Regions from separate parts of the Mus musculus genome. Here region 1 is linked to region 2. A link is a loop called in an ENCODE intact Hi-C map of the cell type or tissue named here. Cell type or tissue: heart. All regions are shown on one strand. Each heading gives the region's core, and the rest is flanking DNA. Links, peaks and the distances in the headings are about the cores only. Region 1 holds the start of Dbp (D site albumin promoter binding protein). Region 2 holds the start of Pold1 (polymerase (DNA directed), delta 1, catalytic subunit).

Region 1 (2,899 bases), core at 239-2,738, 1.2 Mb after region 2:
ACTGGTCCATGCCCTCTGCCTACTGTTACTTGCCAAGATGGTACGGTCCAGGTCACCTGTTTACAAATGGTATGACCCTACTTAGAGCTGTAGTCTTTCTGCTATTCCCTTTCTGAGAATCAGCGTGGTACAATCCCTCTGTCTTTCTTACTGCCACTGTGGCTCGGCCCCGGGAAATCGGTTAGTTTCTTGTCTGGTTTCTCAACATGGTACAGCCCAGAAGACCATATCCTCTCCATGTACCTTTATGCAAACCAGCCTATTCTGCACGTCCCATGTGGCCTTCTTCCCTCCCTACATGGTCTGGTCCAGGAGCTGATCATTCCCCCAACTTGGTATATTCCATTCCCCCTTAGCAGCCTGACTAGTAGAGTCCTATGTGCTCAGCTCCCACACCCCTCAAGCCGGTGCTTCCCTTTGCAGTGGACGGTGGTCCTCACGGTCGCTGAGACTCCCCAACGAGGATTACGCCCGCCTGTTCTGAGTTTCCTCACCAGGGGAGGGGATTCACCCCAAAACAAAGCTATTAAAAGGACTGAATGTTTCCGGTTTCTCGGTGGTTTATCAGTCGCGATTGAGGAACATCTAGATATTAAAAAAAAAAAATCCTTCCCGAAGCCCACTTCTTTCTGCCTTAATCTGCTCTAATTGATGTTCTGCTTTTTTTCCTCAATGAGTCTGTGAACACTCGGCTCCTTTAAGAGGTACCCCTCTTGCCCCACACCCGCATCCGATAGCACGCGCAAAGCCATGTGCTTCCCCCTTCTTCCTGCCTCATTGGCCCGAAGTGGGTCACGGTCCCGCCTCCAGCGCCTCCTCCCATTGGCCAAATATAGGTCAGTGTCCCGCCTTCTTCCAAAAGGCGAGGCAACTACACAAGTTCAGCCCCTCACGCGCCTCCAGGGTCTTGGCATATCCCTTCATCTCATTGGCTGAGCGTCTCAAGGGCTCGAGACGTGATTGGTTCTTGCCAGAAGCCGGAGGAAGGCACGCGGCTGGGGTGCATGGCCCAAGTGGAGGGAGGGGGCCCGGAGGAGGGGCGCGCGCTCTGGCGTCCGGTGTTTTGGTTTAGATTTTTTTTTTTCCGCGAAAGAAGTTTGCTTTGGCCACGCCTCAAGGCTGCCACCTCCTCCTGCCCCCTCCTCCGCCCCTGGGTGCACACCTCTGGGTGCAGATTGCAAAGCTCCTTTCTTTGCGAGAAGTGCAAAATTGGCTAGAGCCAGAGACTCGCCCACTTGGTACAGAAGGAGCGCGCGCCTGTGTCCCTTGGGGACCCACAGTTGCAAAGAGACAGCTGCTTGATTTGGTCACCCACTCGCCCAGACTATAGGAGCCTCCCGGGACAGTCTTTGAGTTGCACCTTTCTGCAGAACTGACTGGTTGAACCCCCGCAGCGCTCTTAGGATTTGAAGCGTCCTGATCCTGGAGGCTTGCACGCCGCGCTCTCCCGACTCTGGGACACATTCGCCCGAACCACTGGAGTGTGCGGGTGACTGACATATCATCTCATCTCTTCGACTCTCCATGAGCTCATGAACCTGGGAGCAGGTCCACGGCAATGGCGCGGCCTCTGAGCGACAGGACCCCGGGCCCCCTGCTGCTGGGTGGCCCGGCTGGGGCCCCCCCTGGCGGGGGAGCGCTGCTTGGGCTGAGGAGCCTTCTGCAGGGAAACAGCAAGCCCAAAGAACCGGCCAGCTGTGAGTTCTAGTCCCACTGTGTTAGGGACTCAACTGTTGGGGTGGTGGTCCACGGCACCTATCAGCTAGGTGTCCCATCTTTGCTAGTCTTCATTAGGTCACTTAGGTCTTCCAGTCCATCAGCCTCCAGGACCAAATCTGACGCCTGGAGGGCCTAAGGGTCAAGTCCCTGGAGTGTTCCTACTTGAGGACAGAGTTTAGGTGCCAGACCCCTCTTTCTTTCCTTTGGCCTCAGAGTCTGGACCCCTGGAGTCCTAGGGGAAGGGAGGGGGTGTGTCGGATGCTCACACGGTGCAGACACGGGCTTGGGCGGGGCCTCGCAGGGTCACATGGAAACTAGGGATGAGGAATGTGCCTGAGCAGTGGAGCCCCTTCCAGCCCCAACAGACTGTGGGGGAGGGGATGAGGGTGCTGGGGGTGGGAGAATTACTGAGCTGTCACTTTTTCTTTCTCACCTGCCCAACCTTTCACCCACCCTGTCACTAAACCCTTCTTTCTAAACTTCCATCCTCGTTCTCTGGGTCGCTTGTGCTTGTGTTTCTTAATCCCCTCCCGGGCCCCTAACCCTATCCTTCTGTATACTTTTGCCTTTTCCCCCTCTCCGGGTCCCCGTCTCCCTGACCCTCTATTGCTGGGGCCTTGTTCTCTTTTCTCTCTGGGTCTCCCCAAGCCCCGTCTTTATCCCTCTCTTCTTTTTCTGGGTTCTCTCCCTGCCTGTACCCACCTCCCTGGGTCTTTGCCCTACGGCTCCCGTCTCCTCACTTCTCTGTATCTCCGCCATATCTCTAACTTGGGGTCCCTCCTGTGTCCCTCCACCCCATCCGGTCTCTCCCTGGCCTACAGGTCTCCTGAAGGAAAAGGAGCGCAAGGCAACTCTGCCCTCAGCCCCCGTCCCGGGACCCGGCCTGGAAACGGCGGGCCCAGCCGATGCCCCGAGTGGGGCCGTTAGTGGCGGTGGGTCCCCTCGGGGGCGCTCAGGGCCTGTGGCTGGCCCGAGTCTTTTTGCGCCGCTGCTGTGGGAACGCACTTTGCCTTTCGGGGACGTGGAATACGTGGACCTGGACGCCTTCTTGCTGGAGCACGGGCTACCGCCGAGCCCGCCGCCCCCCGGGGGCCTGTCGCCGGCACCCTCTCCAGCGCGCACTCCCGCGCCCTCCCCCGGGCCCGGCTCTTGCAGCTCCTCTTCCCCCCGCTCCTCGCCC
Region 2 (2,899 bases), core at 273-2,772:
CAACATACCTCCCAGATATAAGCCAATCCATACTGGATCTGCCATTACCCATAATCCAAGCTGTATGCCTCAAAGGCAAATTCAAAGCCAAGTCTGAGCTAGAAAGCCTGAGTCTCAAAAGCCAGTAGAGGTCTGGGGGTTTAACTCAGCAGGGCTCAATACTGAGTCCCACCCCAACCCCTCACTGAGGGATTCTAGGCTGTACCACTAACTACATCCTGGCTCTCTTATTCATTTTGAGACATCATCTCACCAAGCTGCCCTAGCAGGCTTAGAACATGCCATCCTCCTGCCTCCAAAGGCTGAACAATTGTTTCATGTCACCTCTCCCAGGGCTGCCAGATCCAAGGATTCCTGTACCTCTCCTGGAGGGGTGGCCCCTTAAGCTCCTCCACTCCCACAAACTGCTTCTGTCACCTCAGTCTCCCCTTTTCCCGGACAGGGATGTTCTTGGAGGCACAACGTTCCCATTCCCCTCAGGACAGTCAGACCCAGGTGCAAGCCCCACTCGCTAGAGGGATGCTCTCTGAAGCTGCAGCATCCTGCAGGACAGCTGTCTTCACTCCCACTCCCGCTGTGGTGATGGTGGCACACTAAAACAGTAACCATTCATTTTCCCCAGGGTACCTCACACACTGCCAGCTTCACACCTGGCTCCTCCCCTGGGACCCTGCAGTGACAGTTGCTCTGGGACTGTGGGATATGTCTCACCTCCCCCACCAAACACCAAACTGGGTAAGCAGACTGTCCCATCTAGTATCAATTTGCTTGTTCTATTTAGTATATAAAGCATCACATGGGGCCCGATGTGACAGCGGAATGGATATTTGAGCTTGTTGGCCAAGCTGAACAGCCTGAGTTAGATCTTAGGGAATCCACATAGCGGAAAGAGACAACGCCACAAAGTTGTCCTCAGATCTCCACGTGCGCATCATAGCGCACGCACTAAGAAAAAAAGAAAAGGCTCTAAGGCATTACTTTTCCTCCCATTCCTACTTTTTAAAAAAAATTTGGGGTTTTGAGGCAGGGTTTCTCTTGTGTATCCCTGGTTATCCTGGATCTCACTCTGTAAACTAAACTAGCCTCAAACTCGGAGATCCGCTTGTCTCTGCCTCACGAGTGCGGGGGATAAAAGTGCGCCACTATTCCCGGCTCATTCCTACTTCTTGCTGGACTTTCTGATACCGTCGCCTTGTCTCTCGAACAGCGGAACAGGCACCAACGCCCTGCACCTCCGGCCCCTCCCTCCTGGCTAGCGTGCACGCCGCTGAGCCCACACCCGGACAGTCCAGCGCACCCCAGGTCCTAAGCTCCAGGGGATCTGTCCTTTGCATTGCCAGCCTTGCTCTATCCTTCCCCCAGCTGCAGACATTCTGCGAGCACTCTGCTCGAGGCGTCAGCTGCGCGACCGAGCGCCCCATACTCTTCTTCCTTACTTACCGCCTCAAACAGCTTTTCCCGCCACAAGATACGCCGCCGTGACCCCTGAACCCTCTGCGCGCAGGCCCAGAGCTGCGGCGCGCCCGCTGGGTCCCGCCCCTAGCCCGCTTGGGCGATCAAACCACGTCCCACTCTGGAGGACCCACAACCACGCCTCTCGCAAGTGGCCCCGCCCCATGACGCTAACGGAACAAGGACACGCCCCCAGCATCCTGGCTCTTAGGGGTTTGGCCTGCGGTCCCCGAGCGCCCACTGCAGGAGCGTTAGAAGACTGCCACAGTGGATGCTACCCTGATGCTTTGCTAGAAGCAAGCTTCTTTTCTGTTTTCCTCAGAGTCCCTACACGCCCAGGTTCTTGTATAACTTCTGTTGCCCCACAAATCATTTCCTGACTTATGACACTCATGGCCAGATGCAGTCCTCAGCTTTTGAAAACCTGGCCCTAAGAAGTGTTCTTTTGGGCTGGTGAGATGGCTCAGTGGGTAAGAGCACCCGACTGCTCTTCCAAAGGTCCGGAGTTCAAATCCCAGCAACCACATGGTGGCTCACAACCACCCATAATGAGATCTGATGCCCTCTTCTGGTGTGTCTGAAGACAGCTACAGTGTACTTACATATAATAATAAAATAAATAAAATTAAAAAAAAAAAAAAAAAAAAAAAGAAGTGTTCTTTTGAGACCCTCCTCTTAAAGTTCCTCTCCTTTTCCACTGGCCTCCATCCGCCTTAGTGTCTCAAACTATGCTGTATGAAGATAACCTGTCTTCGGCGGAGCGACCCCTACCCCTGTGGCCTGAACCTAGACCAAGCGCAGTCACCTGGGCAGAGAGATGGCCCACCCTCTCCACACTGGGCTCAGGAATGGCTTGTACTCAAACTTTATTTTTGTTTTTTTATTAAATAAAAGGGGCAGAAGAGAGGGCCTGTGGTCTCCCAACTGTGGGGGGCCACCTGCCCTAACCTCTCTCCACTCAAGGTGCATGGTGTGGTAGGCTGAGGTGTAAGCGTGGGTGGGAGGGCAGCTGGGAACGGTCAGAGGCTAGGACCTGTGACCCTCACCACTCTTGGAAGACTCAATGGGTGGGGTGGGGCCTTCTAGTGCCAACTGCCGCTGAGTTTGAGGCTGAGCCCGAGGGACTGGGCCGTGACAATGTCCTCCCACCCCAGGAGGAGAGGTGAAGAGTCCATCTTCAAGAAGACACCACCAAGGCTGGGGCACTTGTGGCTGCCCCTACTCGTGCACATCCCAGATCTCGGACAGCAAGGGCGGCAGCTTCTTGTCCTGGAGTCGCAATGCAAAGACCTGCTCCGAGTGCACGGAGCTGAGGGTGCGCAGGCTCACCAGCTTCATGAGCATGCGTGGGAAGCGGAGCTGGTCCTGCAGGGAGAGGAGGCAAGTCGGTCCTGCTGGGGCCCTGTCCTGCAAAGCCAGCTTTGTCTGGAAAGCCAGCACCCTGAGT

What was found. Peaks named below come from ENCODE experiments on the same cell type or tissue, not always from the same donor. Only the 100,000 strongest peaks of a DNase experiment are listed, where the experiment ranks them.
Region 1: a loop joins it to region 2, with 8 times the contacts of the local background. A loop is called at or near these places in 2 of 42 quality-filtered maps.

What each region holds. Positions count from the first base shown.
Region 1 is chr7:45,704,066-45,706,964 of GRCm38, forward strand. It overlaps Car11 (carbonic anhydrase 11), which reads left to right. Exons shown (of 9, transcript NM_009800.4): 9 at 424-606. The coding sequence ends at 449. Dbp (D site albumin promoter binding protein) reads left to right here and starts at 1,182. Exons shown (of 4, transcript NM_016974.3): 1 at 1,182-1,697; 2 at 2,541-2,899. The coding sequence starts at 1,559. In heart, for the core only: a CTCF peak has its summit at 1,620; DNase peaks (open chromatin) are centred at 316, 886 and 2,006; H3K4me3 peaks cover 2,500 bases; H3K27ac peaks cover 2,215 bases.
Region 2 is chr7:44,547,315-44,550,213 of GRCm38, forward strand. It overlaps Pold1 (polymerase (DNA directed), delta 1, catalytic subunit), which reads right to left and starts at 1,501. Exons shown (of 27, transcript NM_011131.3): 1 at 1,441-1,501. Nr1h2 (nuclear receptor subfamily 1, group H, member 2) reads right to left here. Exons shown (of 10, transcript NM_001285517.1): 10 at 2,302-2,817. The coding sequence ends at 2,671. In heart, for the core only: a CTCF peak has its summit at 1,690; DNase peaks (open chromatin) are centred at 517, 1,587 and 2,477; H3K4me3 peaks cover 1,565 bases; H3K27ac peaks cover 1,329 bases.